Linked DNA regions of Homo sapiens: regions 1, 2 and 3 are each linked to region 4. Evidence: chromatin contacts called from ENCODE Hi-C or POLR2A ChIA-PET data. All regions are on one chromosome and are shown on one strand. Each heading gives the region's core, a stretch centred on a gene start or an enhancer-like site at or near the end of the contact. The rest is flanking DNA. Distances are from core to core; before and after follow the strand shown. Region 1 holds the start of ERO1B (endoplasmic reticulum oxidoreductase 1 beta). Region 2 holds the start of MAP3K21 (mitogen-activated protein kinase kinase kinase 21). Region 3 overlaps TBCE (tubulin folding cofactor E). Region 4 holds the start of COA6 (cytochrome c oxidase assembly factor 6).

Region 1 (2,737 bases), core at 45-2,544, 1.9 Mb after region 4:
AAATAAAGTGACTCAATTCAGAAAAACATGTTTTCACGGTTACACTCAGAGTCACCTTCAATTTTTCTTGGATGAGCACTAATTGCTTCAAATGACATCTCCCCTCATCATCAGGCCACCTGAGACCTTCGTTTTATTTTTTTGGCCCTCAGCAGTGCTGCCTCCTTGCAGCAGGTGCAGACAACAAGCAGCAGCACCTGGCAATCAATTCAAATTCTACTGAATAGAAGCAAACACCTCTCTGAAGGCGAAAGGATCTGGTCAGCTAAGCCTCAGATTTCTAGCACACTGAGAACACTTGTAATCATCGCTTCACATCAACAACCAGCCAGCACCTCACGACTGCCAGAGCCAGAGCCTCCATCCACGAGCCACAACGCCCCACTCAGACCCCCCCAGTCTCGTATTGGGACTTACCTGGCGATGCCACTTGGCAGACACAGCTCAGCTGGGTAAAAATAAAGCAATCTTGAGCAAGGGAAGGTGCTCGAGGAAGAGTAAAAGCCCAGAAAGCTCTAGTCCGACAGTTCGAGTGAAGTCTTGCCCCCTCCCAATCCCCTGCGCCTGGCGGGGCCTCGGGGGTCTGCGGAGTGCCCCCAACTCTCAGTCTCCCTCCCTCACTAACTCCTGAAGGGAAGGACGTCACCGTTTCTCTGGGCGCTCGCTCCCTTCGCAAGACAGCCGAGGTGGTTCATGCCCGTCCCATCTCCCGCCACACTCCCAGCCGCTTAACACATCCGAGAGGAAAAAACGAAAACAGCTCAGGGGGACCGTCACCATCTTCCTCTTTTGACTGCCATTACCCGGAGTGTCGCCGTCCCCCCACCCTGCGGGCGGTTCGCAGATGTTTCCCGCACTGGACGGTCAGGTCTCTGCTCCCCGGGTTTTCTGCTCGCCAGAAATCACCTCTTTTCTGGCCCGGCCCTGCCCGGCCCTCCCCGCGTCACAGCCGCGGCCCGTGTGTAGCGGCCGCGGGTGTTCGGCCGGGGGTTCCCGGCCCGCTATCACTCGGGCTTACCTGCGCCTCGACGACGCTCCGCAGGAAGCTCAGGGTGACCAGCAGCTGCACCGCGGCCGCTACCCCCTGCCCAGCGCCTGCCCGGCGGACCCCTTGGCTCATGCTGACCTCTACCCACACCGCGGCCAGCCGGACCCCTCGGGGCCGGGGAACGACGGGCGGCCCAGGCGACGACCCAAGGGGACGGTTCCCAGCGGCCGAGCGACTCCAGGGTCAGAGGTCTGCACTCCAGTCCGGAGGCAGGCGACTCTTTCCCCAACACCCGGCAGCTGCGAGTGAGGCAGGAAAGGCGAGCGCCCCCACTTCATCCCCCAGGCGGCCCCGCCCCCGGCTCGCTTGGCTCCTCGGCCACGCCCCCAAGCGCGGGGCCTTGTGGGAGTTGTGGTCCTGGGCGGTCGCCTAGGCGCCGCGGCAGGAAGGCGGAGCCGCTGAACGAGAGGACTCGGGAACTACAACTGCGAAGGCCGCCCCGCCTCCCCGAGGCCTCGGGCTCCGCGGCGGCCAATGAGGCGGGACCACGCGGGCCTCCAAAACACCGGGGGGTGCGGGCGGGGGAAGCGGGGCGACCTCTTCTCCGGGAAACCAGGCTGAGGACCTCTCTGCGTCGGTCCCTGCTGTCGCTCCTGGAGTCCTCGCAGACGCCAGGCTCTAGGATTCACCCAGTACGCGGGCGAGTTAGGAACGGACGGTGCGGGATCTTTGACTTTCGGTCTGAAGCGTATTCTTTGTCTCATTCATTTTTCTGTAGCCTCACATCTGCTGTGGGTGCCTATGTAAGCTACCTGTGACTTGTAGAGATGGCTTCGGCTCTTTTTTAATTTCATGCACCCTAGATGTGGATGTCATCTCCTGCCCCGCCCCAGCCCGACTCCTAGGTTGACACGTGCGAGTATAACGCATGCTAAAGAATGAAGACAAACCCAAAGGCTTATGATGAAATATGGGGATGGGGTAAAACAAAAAAAAACTTAGAGTGACATAGATTGGGCGCAGATCCCAACTCTAAAACATTCTAGCTAGTTATTGGGCCTTAATTCCCACCTCATATCTTGTTCTAGGGCTACATAAGATTAGATACAGAAAGAGCTGAGTATAGTGCCTAGCACCTAGGAAGCACTCAATAAATGGTAACTGCTATTAGTTTTATTAATGCCTTTGATTTCTACAAAACGAGTAATACATCTCCCTTGTGTTTATGTAGCGTGTATTAGTTTCTCATTGATGCTGTAAGAAACTATCACACATTTAGTTGCATACAACAAAAGAAATTCATTACCTTATAGTACTGGAGATCAGGTGTCCAAAATGGACCTGTAGGGCTGTGTTCCTTTTGGAGGCTCTCAGGGACAATGTGTTTCCTTACCTTTTCCAGCTTCCAGAGGCCACCTGCATTCCTTACCTCATGACTTCACATCTCCTTCACTCTCTCTGCTTCCCTCGTCACATGCCTTCTCTTGTGACCCTAACTCTTCTGTCTCTCTTGTATAAGGACCCTTGTGATTACATTGGTTACAGACCATCCTATCTCAAAATCCTCAACTTGATCACATCTGCACAGTCCCTTTTGCCATATAGGATAACATATTCACAGGTTCCAGAGATTAGGATGAGGATTTATAAATAGAGGGTCATTAATCAGCCTACCACATAGTGGTTTATACCTTTCAGAACCAGCAGAGCATTAAACCAAATGCAGGGTCCTGGGGTGGCTGACTGCAT
Region 2 (2,762 bases), core at 60-2,559, 1.0 Mb before region 4:
CAGCTGTTGGTTGATTCTGTGGATGCAGAAGACCCACTGTAAAACTATTAACTCATTTAGTCTTCCTAAAAACCCTATAAAGTAGGTACTATTTATTATATTCCCATTTTATAGATGAGAAAACTGAGTCATAGAGAAATAAAGAAACTTGCTCAAGGTCACACAGCCAATAAATAGTTTGATCTGAGAGACAAAGAAAACTGAAAAGACAATAAATTTATCTTTATGTAACTCAGAATGTTACTGTATGTCCTATCCTCATAATATCTAAAATTGTCCCTTCTGTTATTGGAAGTACAGGATCCACACGTTAGGAAATTCTGGCCTACTACAGGATAATCTAATATTTTAGAATTTTAATAACTAAGCTCTTCTATCTTTTTAGCCTCATCACCTGCCACAGTAACCTACCAACGTCTGGCACCCAGCCATTGCCAATGCTTCCTAAACCCAAACCTGTGGGTTTCCAGGGAGACTGGGGCATTTTCCATCTGAGTAGACAGTAAAAATAAGCAAAGGATTTACCATCATGGAGCTTCTGGGACTATACCGACCACGGGTCACTCTGCGCTGCGATCTGTAACCTAGTCAGTTCTGAGATGCACGGTGGCTCAAACGCACTTAGCATGGTGACTTGCCACTCGCACTGGCCCAGGTCTGGCACCGCGCTACAATTTCTTCTGTAGCCCGTTCTGAGATTCTGTCACTCTCCCTGAACTGCAACTCTCTCTCTCCCCGCCACACCCTAAAGCCCCACATCTTCTCAACCCTCTCCCACCGCTTCTTGGAGAAGCGTCCCCTCCCTCAGTCTTACCTTTGGCTTAATTTAAACTCTCCCGAAAATTTATAGCGGATGACGGCCGATCCCGCCTCCCAGACCATGTGGGCGCGGCTCACCATTGCTCCGGAGCACCTGCGGCGGGGGCGGGGTGGGACCAGCCAGGCGGGCCCAGGGGGCGGGCCCGGCCCAAGGTGGTGGGGGACGGGCCCGGGCGCCAGGGGCGGGACGAGGCTCTGGGGACTGGCACAGAAAAGGGAAGTGAACCTGGCGAGGGCGGGGCGGGATGGTGCAGTTGGTGGGGAAGGGTGGGGCGAACCTAGGAAGGCGGTCCCATAGGGCGGGCGCAGACTGGGCGCCCGGGACGGGTCAAGGAGGGCGGAATGAACCTGGAGAGGGCGGGGCGGCTGGGGGAGGGGCGGGAAGGCCCTGGGGACTGGCCTAGGGGCGGGCCCGGGGGGGTGGGGGGGCGGTGCGGAATGGAGCCGGAGGGGGCGGGGCGGCCCTGGCGCGGCTAGGGTGGGGTGGGGCGTCCCAGGCTCTGGCTAAGGAGCGCGCGGCGGGCGGGCCGGCCGCAGGGCCTGGGCACGACCATGGTGGGACGTCGCCCGCGGCTTCGGGGACCGCTGCGGCAGCAGAGGCGGCTGGCCAGGAACGCGGGCCGAGGCTGGACCCTTTGGGCAGCTAGCCCGTGATCTCTGCCGTCACCGATCGCGATTCCTACCCCCTCGCCTTCCCCCGGCGCCGACGGCCACACCGCCGGACGATGCGCGCCCGCGGCCGCCCGGGAGGCTGAGCCCAGCTTCCCGCTCCGCCTTCCCCGCGCAGCTGCCCCCATGGCTTTGCGGGGCGCCGCGGGAGCGACCGACACCCCGGTGTCCTCGGCCGGGGGAGCCCCCGGCGGCTCAGCGTCCTCGTCGTCCACCTCCTCGGGCGGCTCGGCCTCGGCGGGCGCGGGGCTGTGGGCCGCGCTCTATGACTACGAGGCTCGCGGCGAGGACGAGCTGAGCCTGCGGCGCGGCCAGCTGGTGGAGGTGCTGTCGCAGGACGCCGCCGTGTCGGGCGACGAGGGCTGGTGGGCAGGCCAGGTGCAGCGGCGCCTCGGCATCTTCCCCGCCAACTACGTGGCTCCCTGCCGCCCGGCCGCCAGCCCCGCGCCGCCGCCCTCGCGGCCCAGCTCCCCGGTACACGTCGCCTTCGAGCGGCTGGAGCTGAAGGAGCTCATCGGCGCTGGGGGCTTCGGGCAGGTGTACCGCGCCACCTGGCAGGGCCAGGAGGTGGCCGTGAAGGCGGCGCGCCAGGACCCGGAGCAGGACGCGGCGGCGGCTGCCGAGAGCGTGCGGCGCGAGGCTCGGCTCTTCGCCATGCTGCGGCACCCCAACATCATCGAGCTGCGCGGCGTGTGCCTGCAGCAGCCGCACCTCTGCCTGGTGCTGGAGTTCGCCCGCGGCGGAGCGCTCAACCGAGCGCTGGCCGCTGCCAACGCCGCCCCGGACCCGCGCGCGCCCGGCCCCCGCCGCGCGCGCCGCATCCCTCCGCACGTGCTGGTCAACTGGGCCGTGCAGATAGCGCGGGGCATGCTCTACCTGCATGAGGAGGCCTTCGTGCCCATCCTGCACCGGGACCTCAAGTCCAGCAACAGTAAGTGGGGCCAGAGGGAGGTGGGGGAAGACTACCTCCGTGCCAGCCCAGGCGGGCTCCACAGGACATAGTACCAGATGGAAAGAGGTGGGAGTCAGCCTTAGGGCGCCAGCAGCAACTCATGCCCAGGCCTTCAGGGCTCGGAAGTCCAGCTAGTCCTTGGTTACTTGCTTTGGGGCTGGTGACACGCTTAACCTTGACTTGCCTTTGGGTGCTTTTTAAAAAAGTTCAGACCAGACTTGCTTGTAGAGGAAACATTTGTAAAATACCTGGATCTCCTAGAAACCTCAGGGGGCAGTCTGGCCTTTCAATACCAGAGGTGATTCATCTGGGTAGGACTTTG
Region 3 (2,891 bases), core at 8-2,507, 1.0 Mb after region 4:
TTTTCTAATGTGAATTGTCAGTTTCATATTACTTGTTAGTTTATTTAAAGGGATTTAACATGCTTGCATAAGATCATAACCCTTTATGGTCAATCATACTGATTATATATTATTTTAGTATGTGATATTCTCTTTTATGCTAATTTTGATTTTTTAGCATGTAGAAATTTTTGAAGACCTTCAGAAAATTGTATTTATGGCCTTTCTTGGTGGGTAATATTTTCTGTGTTTCATTTGCTCTTCTTTACCAGGCACCCGACAGGAGGATCCTTTATTCGTCCGAACAAGGTAAATTTTGGAACAGACTTTCTTACTGCAATTAAGAACCGCTATGTGTTAGAAGATGGACCAGAGGAAGATAGAAAAGAGCAAATTGTTACAATTGGAAATAAACCTGTGGAGACTATCGGTTTTGACTCTATTATGAAACAGCAAAGGTAAGTGGAGTTTATAACGGCAGAGCTGACTTTTATGGTTTTATTAAGGTTCAGAATTGAAATACCCATGACTGTATATGGATGCTCATGACTTTGCTCCTAAACTGGTTTATGGTTCCACAGAAACGGAATCAAAATCTGAGGAATCCAAGAATTATTTAGGGAAATTAAAATTCTTATGTTAGCACAGGATTGGTAGATTTATCCAGTTTGCAATTGAAATATTTATTGGCCCATTATTACTATTCACATCATATTATCTCGTGTTGACTAAGTAACCAAGGCTGACGTTTGGGTTCTTTTCTATTTCATGGTGATGATGGTAAGTTGGGAATGGAAACAGCAGTCTGAATTGTTCCCTATGCCGTGGAGCGTGCTGGTGCCGTCTGTTAATAGTAGGGAGTAGTTCTCACCTCGGGCTGCACATCTTCATCACCTGGGGAGCTGTGGAACATGCGGCATCCTTGGTCCCATCCCAGATCTGCTCAATCACAATTTTGGGATATGGGCTCTAATGCATTTTATTGTATTGTATTGTATTGTATTTTTATTTTTATACAGACAGGATCTTGCTATGTTGCCCAGGCTGGTCTTGAACTCTTGGGCTCAAGTGATCCTTGGCTTCCCAAAGCACTGGGGATTACAGGGATTAAGCACCCGGCCTTAAAATAATGCCCTTTAAAACTGCTGCACAAGAACATTCTCTTTTCTCTGAAACTGTATATTGTGACTTTGTACAAGGAGGCTTTCTAGTCATTCCAGTGAACTGCTTGAATCAAAGAGAGAGAAAGATAGTATTTACACAAAACCAGTCATGGCTGCACAAGAACTGGCCAGGCCTTGCAGCTTCCTACTGTGGTGAGTGACTTGGACGAGGCATCTGGGTAAGGACCCCTGGTGGCCACTGTGAGGATAAATTTGTGGCCACTTGGAGGCCTGCAATATATTTTCTTTCAGTCTCTAAAAGAATTAAGCTATAGTTCTGTCCAAAGTAAATTTCTTTACTATCTTTTGTTATTGTTGTTATTAATAAAAGTGCACATGGGGACAATGTGGAAAATAAATACATTTCTTGGTACATCTACTCTTTAGCATACATGGCCCCCATTAAAAAAAACTCAGAATAAATCAAGAGTTTTAGAAAAAGGAACAAATGGACTGTTCTTTATAAAACAAGATACCTTTATTGTTGAGAATTTAGAAATTACAGATTGAACAAAAAAGTATCATGATTAATGCCACCACTTAGATATAAGTATCGTAAACGGGCTGGGTGCGGTGGCTTATGCTTGTCATCTTAGCACTTTTGGAGGCCGAGGCAGTTGGATCACTTAAGGCCAGGAATTTGAGACTAGCCTGGCCAACATGGTGAAACCCTGTCTCTACTAAAAATACAAACAATTAGCTGGGTGTGGTGGTACGCACCTGTAGTCCCAGCTGCTTGGGAGGCTGAGGCAAGAGAATCGCTTGAACCTGGGAGGTGGACGTTGCAGTGAGCCGAGATCATGCCGCTGCACTCCAGCCTGGGTGACAGAATGAGACTCTGTCTCAAAAAAAAAAAAAAAAAAGAAAAAAAAGACGTAACTATCATGAACAGTTTTTACTGTTTACCCTACTGATTTACTTGGATTTAAAGAACTACATGCTTCATAGGGTTAGAGTTCTTTGCTTTATTTTTTCCCATTTAAAATACAAATAGCCTGGGCAACATGGCAAAACCCTGTCTCTACAAAAAAAATAAATAAATAAATGCAAAAATTAGCTGGGTGTAGTGGTGCGTGCCTATAGTCCCAACTATTTGGGAAGCTGAGGTGGGAAGATCACCTGAACCCAGAAGGTCAAGGCTGCAGTGAGACATGATTGCACCACTGCACTCCAGCCTAGGTGACATAGTGAGACCTTGTCTCAAATGACACACAAACCAAAAAAAAAAAACCCCAAATATTTACATATCTCTTACCCAAAGGAAGCATTTTTTTAATTGGTTAATCTCTTTCTGAGAATATTAACAAATTGCAAATGGATTTTCGTCCCCTAGTTTATGAACAGCTATGTAACTCATGAATTTTTCTGTAAATGACCCTACTACTTGAGTATCATTGCATTTAATCATTAGCTAGTGTCTTTCTTGATTGAAAAGGTAAAATTTTAGAGATTCTGGAGTAATCTCATATGTTGGCTGGAGATTAGTCAATTCAGAAATTATGAGACAGCTTGGTGGAATGCAGCCAGTGTTGGAGTTAGGCTGGGTTCAGCCGCCAGCTAAGGCACTTTTGGCTCTGACAGAAGTTAGAGATAGCTGCTTATTGTTTCTAAGCCTCAGTTTCCTCAGTTACAACATAAAACCTAAGATATAAGTGCTGTTGTGAATAACAAATGAGATCCTACAATTAATGATAGCTGTCAGTTAGGAGTTGAAACCTCTACTTTAAGCCATTGTCTTATCTCATCAAT
Region 4 (2,882 bases), core at 383-2,882:
TGAAAAGGGATTTTCAGCTCAAGACTTTTCAGACTCTTCTAATACACTTACTTATGGCTATAAATGTCCCTGTAAGTGCTGCTTCAGTTTCATCCCACAGGTGTTGCTATTGTTATTTTATGGTTCAGTTCAAAATATTTTCTCAATACCATTGACTCTGTCTCTGTGTTATTCAGGCTTGTTTTTACAGTTCTTTATTGATTTCTATCTTAAATGCACTGTAGTAAAAAATGACAATTATTTCAATTTTCAAAATTTCTTGAGTTGCTTTATAACTAAGTATGTGGTTGACTGTGGTGATGTGTCTGCTTTCAAAAAACTGTACATTCTGATTTTGGTCGTGTTGTTCTGTACATATTAATTGCGTCATTTTTACATCATGTTATTCACGTTTCCTATATCCTTAACTTTTCTCTTGCTAGTCTTAACGATTAGTGAGAAAGTCCTGTTAAAATTACCCAATATGACCAGGCATTTTTTTTCTTTGTAATTCTGTCACTTCACTTTGTTTCATATGTATTTTTCATTAGGTACTTATAAATTTTAAATTTAAAACACATTTCCTTTTTAGACTCAGAAGTCATCTAAGACTCTTTCCTTTCATTCCTTTTATATCCCATCAGTCATATTTAAAAGATATCTATATGTAAACTGACGTCAATAGACATGATGTAAAAGAAGGGGGTGGCTCTGGTAAAGCTAAAGTAACTCCACTATGAGAGTGCATTAACTATGGGGGAAATACTTTCTATATTGCAGAACACATATTTGGTGGTACGTAGCCTCACATCGCCACCCGGAAAAGTCTGCATATATTGAATTTGGAATGGATCAAACTGCACTGAGTGCAAAATTGTAAATTGCATCTTATATAAATGTTTTAGAACTAGATGATGGAGCAGATGGGATCTATTAAGAGAACGGGGTGCCAGATGACTGACCATAAACATGCTTTTTAATAAAGACTCTGCTGAGAGATTAACTCATATATTTTCTAAAATTTTTATTTCTTGTTCATTTTGTTTCTAAGATATTCACTCACATATTAAAAATAACAACGTCTCAAAACATTTGAAGCAACTCTCTTCATCCCTTTTAAAAATACCTTGCTGTTTCGGGGGTTAAAAAAAGCCACAAGGGAGATTAAAACAATACAAATATTTATTTTCCCAACTCCCCTGCCATGGGTTCTGGGACGTCACCGCCTCTTTCTGGGGCCCGTTTCATCCTTTTCTTTTAATCCAAGAAGCGATGGTGTTGTGCGCCTGTAGTCCCAGCTACCTGGGAGGCAGGCTGAGGTGGGAGGATCTTTTGGGTCCAGGATTTTGAGGCTGCAGTAAGCCGTGTTCTCACCACTGCACTCGAGACTGGGCGGAAGAGCGAGACACTGTATCAAAAACAAAACAAAACAAAACGAGAAGGCATCGCGGCTCTGTAACACTCCGTCCAGCTCTCGCACTCTCAGATGCAAACTTCCACACAAACTCCTCGGCTCGCCTTGTCCCGCGGGACTAGCATATCAAGCCTTCCGGGACACACCGTGCGATGATATATACGTATATACCCCTCTTGCCCTTGAAGGCCGGAAGTCGGTCTTACAGATAAAAGCGAAACAGGAAGTCCCGCCCCTCTATGGAAAGTAAATGGTAGCTCGGAAGGGTCAAAAGAGTCCGCGGTTTCGCCGCGTGAGTTGCTTTTTGCGGCTGGGGAGGTCTACGCTTCTAGAGCTTGAGCCAGCGGGGCGACCCTGCAGTGGCAGGACTCGGCACCGCGCCCTCCACCGCCGGTTGGTGGCCTGCGTGACAGTTTCCTCCCGTCGACATCGAAAGGAAGCCGGACGTGGGCGGGCAGAGAGGTCGGCTTGCTGATGGGTCCGGGTGGGGCGCGCGTGGACTATGGGCCCGGGAGGTCCCTTACTGTCCCCGAGCCGCGGGTTCCTCTTGTGCAAAACGGGGTGGCACTCCAATCGCCTGCTTGGTGATTGTGGCCCCCACACACCTGTTTCTACAGCGCTTAGGTTCGAACAGTAACCCTGTAAACTAGGCACTGCTGTCCCCGCTTTACTGGTGGGAAACGGGCTCGGAGAGAATAAATGAGCTGCCCTAAGCGACTGGGACAGAACCACAGTTCTCAGCCGGGCTTTCTGAGCCCACGCTGCCGCCCCAGCAGGGATCAAATCACACAGTGTGAGATAAGCCTCAAGAGCGGGTGGCCTTATGCTGCCACTGAGAACTGATTGGGTTCAGTTGCCTCATCAAAATCCCTAAGCATGGTTTTGTTTTGTTTTTGTTTTTTTTTTTTTTTTTAGTTTTAAAGGAAGAGGAGATTGACGGTTTTCCTCTTTCCTTATCTTCTCTTCAGATTACAAAGTTCATTGTTAATCTCAAATATTATTTTGGCCAACAGCTTCATCGCAGTAGGAATGGCAGCCCCATCTATGAAGGAAAGACAGGTCTGCTGGGGGGCCCGGGATGAGTACTGGAAGTGTTTAGATGAGAACTTAGAGGATGCTTCTCAATGCAAGAAGTTAAGAAGCTCTTTCGAATCAAGTTGTCCCCAACAGTGGGTAAGTCACACTTTGATGTGTTTCTCTTCCCTGTTAAGATACATCGAGCTTATACTGTGAGTGGTAGGCTGACATGAAGCGCTCTCTGAGGCATGTCAATTAACAGTTTCTTTGAGGCGCAGAGAAAACCTTGCCTGGTAATTCAGCCTTATTTGACGCACTTACATCAGCTAGATCTTTGGAGAATGTCAACTGACACATTAAAGAGCATCGAAAAACACAACAAACATATGAACAGTAACCAAAAAATTCCAGTTCATTTCACTGGTAGACTTTTCCAGGATCTTCTGAAGGGGTAGTATTTAATCTTGGGCAG

What was found. Hi-C counts contacts between places; a loop is a spot of excess contacts on that map. ChIA-PET counts read pairs that join two places held with the same protein, here RNA polymerase II (POLR2A). Pooled maps may share reads with other maps.
Region 1: a loop to region 4 is called in a map of CD4-positive, alpha-beta memory T cell, with 12 times the contacts of the local background. The contact joins the promoter of ERO1B here to the promoter of COA6 in region 4. A Hi-C loop is called at or near these places in 2 of 168 maps with a recorded cell type or tissue (CD4-positive, alpha-beta memory T cell and naive thymus-derived CD4-positive, alpha-beta T cell), 1 of 37 single-sample maps with no recorded cell type and 14 of 50 pooled maps.
Region 2: a loop to region 4 is called in a map of naive thymus-derived CD4-positive, alpha-beta T cell, with 15 times the contacts of the local background. The contact joins the promoter of MAP3K21 here to the promoter of COA6 in region 4. A Hi-C loop is called at or near these places in 1 of 168 maps with a recorded cell type or tissue (naive thymus-derived CD4-positive, alpha-beta T cell), 3 of 37 single-sample maps with no recorded cell type and 8 of 50 pooled maps. POLR2A ChIA-PET finds 5 or more read pairs at or near these places in 2 of 52 experiments (HCT116 and MCF 10A).
Region 3: a loop to region 4 is called in a map of dorsolateral prefrontal cortex, with 3 times the contacts of the local background. The contact joins the enhancer-like site here to the promoter of COA6 in region 4. A Hi-C loop is called at or near these places in 1 of 168 maps with a recorded cell type or tissue (dorsolateral prefrontal cortex), 1 of 37 single-sample maps with no recorded cell type and 6 of 50 pooled maps. POLR2A ChIA-PET finds 5 or more read pairs at or near these places in 1 of 52 experiments (K562).

The regions. Positions count from the first base shown.
Region 1 is chr1:236,280,664-236,283,400 of GRCh38, forward strand. ERO1B (endoplasmic reticulum oxidoreductase 1 beta) reads right to left here and starts at 1,295. Exons shown (of 16, transcript NM_019891.4): 1 at 1,019-1,295. The coding sequence starts at 1,120. RefSeq lists an enhancer at 690-889 and silencers at 960-1,009, 1,050-1,639.
Region 2 is chr1:233,326,415-233,329,176 of GRCh38, forward strand. It overlaps MAP3K21 (mitogen-activated protein kinase kinase kinase 21), which reads left to right and starts at 1,310. Exons shown (of 10, transcript NM_032435.3): 1 at 1,310-2,419. The coding sequence starts at 1,615. It also overlaps a transcript of PCNX2 not described here. RefSeq lists silencers at 824-1,123, 1,314-1,613, 1,413-1,564, 1,754-1,953.
Region 3 is chr1:235,414,182-235,417,072 of GRCh38, forward strand. It overlaps TBCE (tubulin folding cofactor E), which reads left to right. Exons shown (of 17, transcript NM_003193.5): 4 at 252-437. Among named protein-coding and RNA genes, the nearest start is that of TBCE, 48 kb to the left of the region's middle. Within about 2 kb of position 1,258, at least 3 of the 41 ENCODE cell types and tissues checked have a DNase peak (open chromatin) inside an H3K27ac peak, as active enhancers do; they include dorsolateral prefrontal cortex, where a contact is called at or near this core.
Region 4 is chr1:234,371,824-234,374,705 of GRCh38, forward strand. It overlaps COA6 (cytochrome c oxidase assembly factor 6), which reads left to right and starts at 1,633. Exons shown (of 3, transcript NM_001206641.3): 1 at 1,633-1,855; 2 at 2,407-2,566. The coding sequence starts at 1,644. It overlaps COA6-AS1 (COA6 antisense RNA 1), which reads right to left and starts at 1,770. Exons shown (of 2, transcript NR_125961.1): 1 at 1,600-1,770; 2 at 984-1,387. RefSeq lists enhancers at 821-1,645, 1,467-2,016.